Regions from separate parts of the Homo sapiens genome. Here region 2 is linked to region 1. A link is an interaction called in ENCODE POLR2A ChIA-PET data of the cell type or tissue named here. Cell type or tissue: OCI-LY7. All regions are shown on one strand. Each heading gives the region's core, and the rest is flanking DNA. Links, peaks and the distances in the headings are about the cores only. Region 1 overlaps PHF21A (PHD finger protein 21A). Region 2 has its middle 20 kb from the start of CRY2.

Region 1 (6,454 bases), core at 1-5,000:
TGTAGCATTTATTATTATTATTATTCATTTATTTTTTGAGACAAGGTCTCACTGTATCAACCCAGGCTCGGGTGTTGTGGCATGATCACAGCCCACTGCAGCTTCCTCCTCCTGGGCCCAGTCGATCCTCCTACCTCAGCCTCCCAAATAGCTGAGACTATAGGTGTGTACTACCATGACCAGTTAACTTTAGTATTTTTTGGTGGAGACAGGTTTCGCCATGTCACCCAGGCTGGTCTCAAACTCCTGGGCTCAAGTGATTCACCTGCCTTGGCCTCCCAAAGTCCTAGGAGTACAGGCATGAGCCATCATGCCTGGACTGTAGCACTTCTTGGGGGAAGAAAATGAGATGTGGTATCTCATTTATGTAAAGCCAGACCCAAGCCACTGACAGTTTTAGCATACTGTACACAGAAAAAGGAAAAGTCCAGGTGGGCAGATTCTCTGCACTGGGTTGTAGGACTCATGGGAGCTCTGGGGAAAATACCTTCTTTGGCAGGCATTCTGAGCACAGAGGACATTTCAAAGAATTAATTGTCAAAAACCGTTCCTTTTTTTTTTTTTTTTTTTTTTTAGCAAAAGAAGAAGAGAAACAGAAGTTACTTAAATGGAGTTCAGATTTAAAACAAGAACGAGAACAACTAGAGCAAAAGGTGAAACAGCTCAGCAATTCCATAAGTGTAAGTAAACCTCATGCCTTCAGCAGTCGATACATAGGTGCAGAGACCTAGGCCTTTCCAATATACGTAACAGTACGTGTGGGCCCCAGGCTGTTTCGGGTCCTTCTGTTTATTAACGTGATTAACTTGGGCAAATGCAGTTTGCCATCCAGTTAGAGTTCAGACCTCAGGTACAGGCGGCCAGTTGGTAGGTGGTGCCTTACCCAAGCTCTGTAACATCCTCTTGGCTTTAATCAGAGAGAGGATTTTCAGTCTTCAGGCTGAATAAGTAACAGCTACAACAGTGTAGCCATGGCCCTGCGTATTCCTGACAGTGTGTGGGGGGAGTGTAGCGCCTCACCTGACACTGAGCAGACACAGACCAGGTCCCCTCGTGTGATTCTTCCTAGTCACCTGAGCGAGTGGGCCCATCCGTACGGCCCTCCCTCGCTCTTTCTTCCACACCATGCTGATTGCATTTCCCGGTTTTCCTGACCAGTGTGAGGAAGCGGGCTTTCTAGAGACAAGTATTGGAAGTAAGTACTGCCCAGCCCGGCCTGTCCAAGTGGGAAAGAGGGTTGTATTTGCAGCAGGGGGACAGAGGCTTCTCCCAGGCAAGGAGCCAGTCTTCTTTTCCATTGAGTAGGTCACCCTTGTTGGAGTGAAGTGACCTCAGCCCTCATGGATACCAGGTGGTGCCTTGTACTTGGTGGCAGTTGAACTGTCCTGCTTACCTGCTTTCTCCTCCTCACCATACCTACCCATGGCATGCAGATTTAACACCTCTTTCCTCTCTTTCCCTGCCTAAAATAGAAGCCAGCAGGTGTGGGAAGCTGAGGGCAAAAGGGCAAAAGACTCTAAGTCCCCGGCTGAGCAGAAGGTGTACTGGCTGCAGGCCTTTGTCCTTGGGGCTTCGATCCTCCTAAATGCTGCTGGCCTGTCGTCTCACTTCCTGCTGCCCTCAGATGGAATCCAGATAGCACTGTGTGTTTTCCACCCTGGAGAGCTCAGTCCAGTCCTGAAGGCTCCCCAGTTAGCATGACAGAAGCATATCAAAACCTGCCTAAACAGGCTGCAGGACAGCTGTGGGAACTTTTTTTTTTTTTTTAAACAACCTTTGTTTGGAAGTCTGATGGCGGCTCTGCCGGTTTGTTTTTAAGCGTTAGTACTCCTGTGTGTTGGTGCCCGCATGCTCTTTCTCCCTCTGTTGCCTCTGGGACCTGGGACCCCCCAGCCTACCCACTCCACCCGCCCTGTTCCTTAGGTGGTAGCCGCCCACTCCACTGAGGAACACAGCAAGGCCCAGGGGCTGCACAGCAGCCAGCAGAGCTTCTTCTCCCTGGGCAGAGAGAAGGCGCTCTGCTCTTAGGGGCTGCCAGGCCTGTTAGAAACCAGGCGGCTCAGTGCCACTGCCCTTGTCATTTGCTGCAGAAATGCATGGAAATGAAGAACACCATCCTGGCCCGGCAGAAGGAGATGCACAGCTCCCTGGAGAAGGTAAAACAGCTGATTCGCCTCATCCACGGCATCGACCTCTCCAAACCTGTAGACTCTGAGGCCACTGTGGGGGCCATCTCCAATGGCCCGGACTGCACCCCCCCTGCCAATGCCGCCACCTCCACGCCGGCCCCTTCCCCCTCCTCCCAGAGCTGCACAGCGAACTGTAACCAGGGGGAAGAGACTAAATAACAGAGCCCCTCTAGGAGAAGCCACGGGATCCCGGCGGCAAGGAGAACAGAACACTGAAGACTCTAGAAAAGCAAAGCCGGATTTCTGGAAAGTGCAGAATTCTTTTGGTTCTTTGGTTCCAGAGAGAGAGAAGATGCTTGTGCCAGGTGGCACCAGAGTTTGCCAATTGATCCTTCTTATTCTGTGTGTACATGCAAAGATTGGACCATGTTACATGAAATAGTGCCAGCTGGAGGTTCTTTGCCAGCACCATGCCAAGTGAAATAATATATTTACTCTCTCTATTATACACCAGTGTGTGCCTGCAGCAGCCTCCACAGCCACGATGGGTTTGTTTCTGTTTTCTTGGGTGGGGAGCAGGGACGGGCGGAGGGAGGAGAGCAGGTTTCAGATCCTTACTTGCCGAGCCGTTTGTTTAGGTAGAGAAGACAAGTCCAAAGAGTGTGTGGGCTTTCCTGTTTCTAAACTTTCGCTACTATAAAACCAAAAAAAGGAATTGAGATTTCACCAACCCCAGTGCCCAGAAGAGGGAAGGGGAGTGGCTGGAGGGAGCAGGGGGTGGGACAGTGTATCAAATAAGCAGTATTTAATCACCTCTGGCGGGGGCCTCGTGCAAGGGGAGACTGACACCAAGAACAGCCAGTAGGTTCTTCTCCCCTGCACTCTGCTCCCTGCGCGGTAACCCCACCACTCCTGAAGCCTGCCCAGTCTCCTTCCTTCCCTGCTTGGTGAGTCGCGCATCTCCGTGGTTATCCCGCTGTCTCCTCTCCAAGAACAAGCAGAGCCCGGGCCACTGGCCCTTGCCCAAGGCAGGGAAGAAGGATGTGTGTGTCCAGGAAGGAAAAAAAGGTGGATCAGTGATTTTACTTGAAAACAAGCTCCATCCCTTTTCTATATTTATAAGAAGAGAAGATCTTGAGTGAAGCAGCACGCGACCCAGGTGTGTGTGAATTGAATGGAGACGTTTCTTTTCTCTTTCTTTAATTTTTGTTTTTGTTCTTTTTTTCTTTAAGGAAAGTTTTATTTTACTGTTCATTTTACTTTCTTGGTAACAAAAACTAAAATAAGGAATAGAAAAGCTGTTTTTCAGGCTGACAGTCCAATTAAGGGTAGCCAAGACCTTGCATGGTAGAGTAGGAATCATAGTGTCAGTGAGGTCCCGTGAGTCTTTGTGAGTCCTTGTGTCATCGTTCGGGCACTGTTTTTTTATGCAAGGGCAAAAATCTTTGTATCTGGGGAAAAAAAACTTTTTTTTAAATTAAAAAGGAAAATAAAAGATATTGAGGTCTTCCTAGTGTTACTTAAATTAAGATCAAGGTAAGAAACATTGTAAAAAAAAATTACAAAAGTGCTATTTGTTTCCTAAAAACAGTGATTTCTATTAAAAAGGTGTCAGAACTGGAGAAAATGCCGTGTAGTTATAATTTTTTAGCACAGACCCTGCTGATCACGATGACATTTTGCCGTGTGTGTGTCTCTAGACTGGTGGGCCAGTCTCCTTGAAGGACAGAGGCGGAGCTCCCCACCCTTCTCTCTCCTCAGAAAAGACCGTGCTCTCTTCTTGGTGCAGGGATCTTGTCTCCTGTTGTGAAGCCCAAATGGAAGCGTGGATGGTATCAGGGCCCTACCCGTGGTCTTCTCAGATTCTGCTAGAGCAAAAGGCTGGTGCCTAAATAAGATCCCTTCCTTTGGTGCTGCTTTTGGTCTTTCAGCCACCAGCATTATGAGTGCCTGGGGGACACCTCCGAGGGAACTGGCCAGCGGAGCTCTGTGGTGCGCACGCACCCTGGCCGTGACAGGAGGGTGCGGGAGTACAGGCTGGCTGCATCAGCCCTTGGTGCTTAGAACAGAGGAGGAGTGACATGTTTTGAGGGTACGTCTCTGAGACAGAGCCCCAGCGTGGCCTTCGCTCTGTCTTGCCTTTGGGGAGAGGTCTGAAGCTCCCACTCCTTTCTCTGCCTGTTGGCTCCAGGCACCAGAAATTTACTCCACTCCACCCACCCACAAGCCTCCTGGGTGACCCTGGGCTAGAATTGCTGCGCTTGCCTCGGCTTGGCCGGTTGTGGCCTCTCCTTGAGAAAACCAGGGTTGTGAAAGACTCAGACCATTCTCTCATCTTGCCTTGTCAGAAGTAAATTGTGTCAGATTTGTGCTCTCGCTGGAGACCTTTGCCCCTTGCGTGCCCCTGGCCGATGGGAGGGCGGTGGAGGCTCTGTACCCTGGCCCTGCTGGAGCATCTCCCCCAAGCCCACTCCAGGCCCTGGGAATGGCCAGAGTCTAGGAGAGGTAGAAACGATCCTATCAGCTTCTCTCCCACCCAATTAGGCCCAGAGAGACAAAGACAGATCTGAAAGCAAATGCAACAGAGAAGAGACACTTCTTAGAGTAAAATGTGTCTCATCTCTATCAGCCATCGCCTTTCATCTTCCCAGGGGCCTCAGAAGAAGGAATTAAGTTAGGCTGAACAGGCCTCAGAGTTAGGCCCTGGCTGCTTGATTGGCTGAGGGGGAAAGAGTTCCCTTTTCTCATTCAGAAACCAAGGTGCTGTGTCTAGTCAGGGAGCCTTGGAGATGCCTGGACTAGTTGGAGGAATCGTTGGCAGAGGATCAGAGACCAGCAGCAGGCTGTCTGCCCTGTCTAGAGCTCTTCCCCTCAACTTGTCTGGGCCCATCTGGGGGTTGCCACACAACACCTAACTTACCTTTTCCTGAAAGAAGTTGGGAAACCATCATCACTAGAGGCCTTTGCTCAGAGAGGAGCTGCCTTAGGAGTCTTGGGTCGGAGGACGGGGCTAGGAATTGACCAGGGCTTTGCCTGCCGCCCTCAGCAGTGTCGGGTACATTCTGACCTCGCCTGCAGCTGGGCTGTGGATTCTTCCTGACATTCAGATGTGAGCTGTTTTGGGAGTCAGCTAGTATGGAGTACGAGATGCAACCCAGCCCCCAAACCTACATTCTGCACTCAAATTCCAAAACACTGCTTTACTGTAAAGAAGAGGCCCCTGGCACCCAATCTCCCTGTCCTTCACTGTCCCCTCAGACCTGGGCGGGGAGGGGGGGGGGCCTGTGACCACCTGAGACATACGCTCGTGACACTGCCCCACCCCAGCCACCTCCACTTGCTTCCTCCTCCTTCCCTCCGCTGCTCTTTCCCCACGGCCCAGAATTTAGCTGCTCTGACAGCCACTTTTGAGACCAGCTGGCTTTGTAGTCACTTCAGAGAGCTGGAGCGGCTGCCCACTGGGCCCTGACTGGGAGTCCCCTGCCAGCTCCTGATCAGGCGCTGCGCCCTGGTGGCAGTGATGACTGGGAGTCCCCTGCCAGCTCCTGTCCAGGCGCTGCATCCTGGTAACAGTGAGGCCATGTTGCTGTCATCTCCACCTCTGCATTCTTGCTGCCTGTGGGTCCTTTTTCTTTCATGGAGCCTGCTGGGTCTTGTCTCACCTGTGCTGAGCTCCTCTGGGGTTTTGATTTCTTCCTTCCTTATCAGGCCCTTTGGGGTAAGCCTGCTGGTTGTACCTGACATAGGGAGGCAGTTAGGGGCAGTCCCTGGTGGGGCCGCCCTGGCAGCCTCCAGCTGGCACCATCGTGTGCCTGGTTTCCCTGCAACACCTGCCTCTCTGTCCCTGCTGCTGCTTGGCTCAGGCCCAACAGGCAGCGTGCATGGAGGTGGTTACACACAGCTGTTTCCGTGAGGGTGACCGTGTCTGCAGCACGCTTCCGTCTCCGCATGCACGGCTGCCTCTCCAGCCACCTCTGATACTTCTCTCTTGGGGCCATCAGAGCCTCCCTTGGGCTGTCACCTCCCAGCTCACACACACTCTTCAGTGGTTTCCTCTCTTCATTCTCTTATAGGGCGTGGTCCTTCTTATTTATCTAAAGGGCTGAATTTAGGAGACTTTTTACCCAGGGGCAAAAGGCTCTTAGGGTAATGAGATGGATGGTGGCCCAGGTGCATTTTCCAGGGCCTGGGTTCTCCAGATCCCGTGGCTTCTGTTGAGTGGAGGCAACTTTGCTCTGTGTGAACCTCGCCCCTGTCCCTCTGCCGGGCACCCCTGGCAGGAAGCAGGACTCCCATCCTCACCCTGACTTAGACTGTCCTCTGAG
Region 2 (6,454 bases), core at 635-5,634, 110 kb after region 1:
ATAAAAAGCGAAAAGAGGCAAAACTGATGCCAAGAACCCCAGGCCTATAAAAGCTACCATTATTGGGCCCCCACCATAGTGTAAAGCATCCCAGCCAGCCAGGCAAAGAAACACAGCAGAGGCAGAGCCCGCCTCACCTGGGAGGAGGAAGGAGAACTGTTCAACACCAAAGACAACTTTTTCTAGCAGGCTCTAATCACTCGGGGCACCTTATAGAAAGTGCATTGGCCTTCCCTGGGAAGAGCAAGTGAAGACGCCATTAGAGGAAGGGGGTTCAGCAGGCTGGATGCATGGCCCATGGTGACTCTGGCAAGCTGGTTCAACATACAGCCAAGCTTGGCAGATCCTGAGGTATCAAAGAATTCCCCAAGGCTCTCACCAAACTGTTGTGGGCCAAAATGGTTAGTACTCATTTTTTTATTTTTTCTTCTTTTTTTTTTTGAGACAGAGTTTCACTCTTGTCACCCAGGCTGGAGTGCAGTGGCACGATCTCAGATTGCAAGCTCACTGCTCGCCTGCCACCATGCCCGGCTAATTTTTGTATTTTTAGTAGAGATGGGTTTTCATCATGTTGGCCAGGCTGGTCTCGAACTCCTGACCTCAAGTGATCCAGCGGCCTTGGCCTCCCAAAGTGCTGGGATTACAGGCATGAGCCACTGCGTCCAGCCTGTTGTTATTATTATTATTATTGTAACAGAAAACTTGTTATTATAACTATTATTATCAGCAGTAGCAAAAGCAACCGTCACACAACTCCTCTAGTTCTCTCCCGCTTCCCTGCCTTGCTCATTAGCAACAACACAGCAGAGAAGGGCGGTAAAACCTTTCACACACTCAGAGAGCCTGTAAATGTTTTTTATTTACAGGCTGCTGGAAAATGGTAGAAGCAGCCAGACCAATCCCCTATGGGAAGCTTCTCTTCTGTGGAGGTGGAAAAAGAAGGGCATTTGAACTGGGACAGAAAACAGGGACAATCCCATTAGCTCTGGTTGGTAGAGATGCTGCCACCTTTGCCCTGTGGGTTCTGTGTCCTACTCGACCTCTCACTGATGTGATAAGCTTCCAAAGAATTTATCCTCTAAGAGGCTGTGAAATGATGGCCTGAGGCTGAATTTGGTCCACATATGTGCCACACAGCCCACACGCACAGTCTTTTATAAATTTGAATCTTCTTTTAAACTCAGGAAATTGCACATAAACTTTCAGATTTCCGGCTTCTCTTTCAAAATTAGAAATTCCAGCCTTTGAGGCCCACATTCCCAAATGGCAAAAAATGATGAGAGCTGAGGAGTGGCTCCCCCATGCAGAACTGTCTAGTTTACCATCGTCTCCATCCAGCTTGCTTTCCTCCTTTATGTAACTAGTTGTCCCCTTTGGGCTTTTCATTAGGAATTCACTCTTATGATAGCAAGTTTCATCTTCCCTGAGACTGCAGCAGCAGGGAAGGAGTGGAGATCCACTTAGGGGATGAGGGCATCAGAGATGGATGCAGCACTAAGGTCCAGGCATCTCTAGTTCCTGCCAGCACAGCCCTCTCCCACCCAGCAGGCTAGAAGGCTGTCTGGCAGGCGTCAGAGCTGAATCCATGAGCCCACATAGCAGAGGGGAAAAAGCCCTGCCATTCTTTCTCCTGGAAGCTTCCATCTAATAATCACACTTGCTCTTTGTGTGCCAATGTGCTAAGCAATGCAGCATGCATTATCTCATCCGATCATTGCACTGCCCTCTAGAATAGAAATTATGATGATCCTCACTCTAAGATGAGGCAACCAAGGCTTAGAGACATCAAGTCATTTGCCTGTGGTCACACAGCTAGGAAGTGGCTGGGAAACTGAGGCTGTAGAGATGTTACCTTGCTCTTGCAAAGTCACATAGCCAACAGATGGCAGAGCAGGGATTCCATTTCAGGGCCAACTGACTCCAAAGCCTAGAAGCTGGAAAACTGGAGGCCAGTGGGGCAAACTAGTTTAGCTGGTAGTATTTTTGAAAATTTGGACTTTTGGCGTTTTGCTGGTCTCACTGGTCCCCACTTTCTCACAGGTCCCACCAATACTGTTGCCTCACACCCTGGCTTCTTTCCCCACGCATGTTGCCTGCCTGGCCTCAGGAGGGGTGACGACCTTCACATCCTCTGCACGTTCTCTTACCTCCCAGAGTTCAACTCTGATGGGCTTGAGCTCTCAGTTCTAGGACAGAGATGAAGGTCGGTGTTTTTCTCTGTTGATCCTACCCCAGTAGGTTTTGGGAGTTGAGAGCAGAGACAAATGGAATATGGTTTGGTTCATGTTCAGTTCCATGACTATGATGCCATTCCAGAGCCCGAGATTTAGAGATTTAGAGGATTGATAGGGTTGGTTCCAGGACCCACTGATTCACTGGGGTGGTGGTTGAATTGATTGTATTGTTCTAAATCATTTCTCTCCCTTTGAGATTCCATCCAAAGTGAGTATGCTTTAAATCAGGGGTTTTCAAATACATGTTGTTTCAGGTGTGGGTTCTGTGTCTCATTTACTTTTCTGGGAGGAGGTAAGCAGGAAAACCAATGGGCAGGCATTATGGCAGGAGTTTGGGATCAGGCTGAATGGGGCTGAACTGTTTCCCAGATTAACCAGAAAGTCCAAGGAGTGGATGAAAGTCCAGGAGTGGAGCCTAGGTTGGTTCAAGGGGAAGCAGGGAAGTCATAGAACCAATGAAAGGCTGGGAATAGGTTGAGAAGCACAGTACAGAGTAAAAGGAAAAGAAGGGGATTGGTTGGAGGTTGAGAACCCAGGCAGGTGCCCAGGAGCTTGCTCTGACAGGTGCTGTTGGGTGAATAGTTTCAATTCAAGCCCCGCTGGGCTGCATCATCCCATTGTTCTAGTCATGGGTTCTTAAGGCTTAGAACAGGACCGTGTTAACCACACAACAGAAATGTTGAGCTAAGCCAGCTAAGACACTTCAGCAGCATGGGAGAGAAAACATATTAAAAGAAGCATAAATGGTGCCTAAGTTAGTTAGTTCCAAAGTTCAGTGATGTCACCGAAGACTCAGGTGTCCTAAAGTGATTGCCGTCATGGTCCCAAATGGCTGCCACAGCTCCAGCCATCATGCTGAGCATCCCTCAAGAGACCAGAGAGGGAACATTCCTGTTTTGTGTCTCTTTTGAAGAGTTAGAAAACCTTTCCAGAAGCCACTAGTAGACTTCTTATACCTCACTGGCCAATCCTGCTTAAACTAATAACTGACAAGGAGGCTGGGATGATCAGAATTCATTCTCATGAATCGAGATTTAGTGCCACCTCTCCCTTCTCCAAGTCTTCTCAGAACAGAAAGGAATAAAACTGTGGCTATGTCAGCGAGGATGAAAGATCAGAGATTGGTCCACAGGGACTTCTACTCACTCCCCTCACTGAAATCCTATGGCCAATGTGTGCAAGGCTCCCCCTACCCCTGTTAGTCTAACTACGTCTAAAGCATATCTTCCGTGTGCGAAGGGACACATCCAAAGCTGCCCTACTTGAAGCAGGAGTGAAGGCCAGGAGCCCACTTGGCTCCCCCAGCTTCCTGGAGGCACTGGATCTTTTCCAGCATCTTTATTTTATTTATGTTGAGATGGAATCTCACTCTGTCACCCAGGCTGGAGTGCAATGGCTCAATCTTGGCTCACTGCAATCTCAACACGGGAAACCTCACCCAGCCTGGACACGGACAGGATTGACAGATTGATAGCTCTTTCTCAATTCTGTGGGTGGTGGTGCATGGCCATTCTTTGTCTGGTTAATTCCGATAACAAATGAGACTTTGAAATGCTAACTAGTAGAGACGGGGTTTCACCATGCTGGCCAGGGTAGTCTCAAACTTCTGACCTCAAGTGATCCACCCGCCTCAGCCTCCCAACGTGCTGGGATTACAGGCATGAGCCACCACGCCCAGCCCCTCCCTCTATTTTATAGACATGGAAACAGAGGCATGGGGGAAGTTAAGTGATTTTGGATACACTGCTAAAAACCAGTGTATCTCAAATGCAGTGGAAACATGGCCTTGCCTCACAGGATTAGGACTAAATGAAGTGAAGGATGTAAAGAGGCTAGCTCAGGCCCAGCACATATTAGGCACTCAAGAAGGGCAGGTCCTCCCTCCTTCTGGCATAGGGGAATGAAAGATGAGGTGAGGCAGGGACCCAAGGTACTGTGACCTGGGGAGGCAGCAGGGCTGGACTCACTGGCTGGCTGGAAAATCAGATAACCCTTCTGTGGCTACAGAGCAAGATGTGTGGGTGCCAGACCCCTGGCCTGGTAGAAATGACAGCTGGCCTTACCCCCAGCCCACAGGCACCCTCCACCTGCCTGAAAATCCTCTGAGAATGAATTCTGTCTTCCTCCCGAGCCAGCCTGTACCTGGACAGAAAGCTGATGGGCAGTGGAGGGTGTAGAAATAAACAATGACCAGGCGGGGCACGGTGGCTCACACCTGTAATTCCAGCACTTTGGGAGACTGAGGTGGGTGGATCACCTGAGGTCAGGAGTTCGAGACCAGCCTGGCCAACATGGTGGAACTCCGTCTTTGCTAAAAATACAAAAAAATTACCTGGGTGTGGTGGTGCATGCCTGTAATCCCAGCTACTTGGGAGGCTGAAGCAGGAGAATTACTTGAACCCGGGAGGCGGAGGTTACAGTGAGCTGAGATCATACTACTGCACTCCAGCCTGGGTGTCAGAGTGAGATTCCATCTCAAAAAAAAAAAAAAAAAAAAGAAAAAGAAAAAGAAATAAACAATGACCACACAAGTAAGACCACACAGAGGCTTTTTATTCAGAGCCATAGCAAGGGAGTTGGCCACCACTACATATATTCGGCAAAGACTCAAAGTCAGGCAGAGTGAGGAAGATTTGCAGTGAGAAAAAGGGAAGGCTTCAGGTGTGCCCTCACCGGAGGCTGCTGGCATGGGGGTGCTGGAGGCAGCTAACTAGAAGCTGGACATCCTACGTGATTGATTGGTCCTGAGTTGGATGTGGCGGTTGTACTGGTGGGGAGGGTGTCAGGGGGACACAAGGAAACTGGCAGTCACTGGCAATCATTGACCAAGTCCTGATCCTTCTGGGCCAATTGCTGCAGAGGTGGTGGTTTGGTTTCCAGGGCTGATCATGATGGAGGTTGTAGGAAAGAGTTCTATTATCATATACGGTTTGGCCATTGTCCGTTTGTATATTTGGTCTCTCGGTGTGCAGAGAGGGAGGCCTTTCTATGTGATTTGGGACATGTTGCTAACCTCTCTGTGCCATGGTTTCCTTACCTGTGAATGGGATGTTAATAGTACCTGTTTCAGATGTGAATATATATCAAGTTCTTAGACTAGCAACTGGCATGTGGCGAGTACCCAACACAATATTAGTTATTATTTTAAAAATTATGGGCATAATTGGTGTGGTTCACACCTGTGTAATCCCAGCACTTTGGGAAGCTGAGATAGAAGGATTGCTTAAGGCCAGGAGTTCGAGACCAGCCTGAGCAACATAGCAAGATCTCATCTCTTCAAAAGATAAAAAAAATTAGCTGGGCATAATAGCTGGCACCTGTAGTCCCAGCAACTCAGGAAGCTGAGGCAGGAGGATTGCTTGAGCCCAGGAGTTCAAGGTTACAGTGAGCTAGGATTGTGCCCCTGAACTCTAGCCTGGGTGGCAGAGCAATTTTTTTTTTTTTTTTGCGGTGTAGTCTCACACTGTTATCTGGGCTGGAGTGCAGTGGCGTGATCTCGGTTCACTGCAACCTTCACCTCCTGGGTTCAAGTGATTCTCCTGCCTCAGTCTCCTGAGTAGATGGGATTATAGGCACCCACCATGATGCCCAGCTAATTTTTTTGTATTTTTAGTAGAGATGGGGTTTCACTGTGTTGGCTGGGCTGGTCTCAAACTCCTGACCTTGTGATCTGCCCGCCTCGGCCTCCCAAAGTGCTGGGATTCTAGGCATGAGCCACCGCACCGGGCTGACAGAGCAATTTTTAAAAAGTATTAGTATTATTATACTCAATGGAAAGGGCACTGGCCTGGGAGGAGGGCTCTGGGTAGCTCTGGTCCTGGTTCTGCCCCATCGCACTGTGACCTCAGCCTTCTTGAGGCTCCTCTGAGTCTCAGTCTTGTCAGCAGAGCAGGGGGCTGAGCTCTGACTTCCAAACTGGTTCCCAGCTCTAATGTTATCAATTCCCCACTGGGTGTGTAGTGACAGCCTGCCATCGCCCCTCCCTTCCCCATACCCACACTCCATCTACGCTCCCAGCACACCTGGATGGGCAGCTGCGGCGCAGCAGGCTCTGCTGTCCCCATTTCAGCTGGTTTCAGGTCCTAAATTTAGTCCTTTCATAGAAGCCACGGTGTGTGGGAGGAGGGCTCCCGGTAGATCTGGTCCTGGTTCTACCCATCACACTGTGGGTGAGGGCTGTATGTGGTGGGGGCAGCTCTTCCACCCATGTGGTGCACTCC

What was found. Peaks named below come from ENCODE experiments on the same cell type or tissue, not always from the same donor. Only the 100,000 strongest peaks of a DNase experiment are listed, where the experiment ranks them.
Region 2: POLR2A ChIA-PET joins it to region 1 with 5 read pairs; 5 of 35 experiments call an interaction of 5 or more read pairs at or near these places.

The regions. Positions count from the first base shown.
Region 1 is chr11:45,929,862-45,936,315 of GRCh38, reverse strand. PHF21A (PHD finger protein 21A) reads left to right here. Exons shown (of 19, transcript NM_001352027.3): 18 at 577-680; 19 at 2,091-6,454. The coding sequence ends at 2,348. Among named protein-coding and RNA genes, the nearest start is that of LARGE2, 10 kb to the right of the region's middle. RefSeq lists enhancers at 583-1,581, 5,729-5,818, 6,169-6,358. In OCI-LY7, for the core only: no CTCF peak of the experiment used is centred there; a DNase peak (open chromatin) is centred at 2,875; H3K4me3 peaks cover 2,926 bases; H3K27ac peaks cover 4,807 bases.
Region 2 is chr11:45,823,945-45,830,398 of GRCh38, reverse strand. No RefSeq gene overlaps it. Among named protein-coding and RNA genes, the nearest start is that of CRY2, 20 kb to the left of the region's middle. In OCI-LY7, for the core only: no CTCF peak of the experiment used is centred there; no DNase peak of the experiment used is centred there.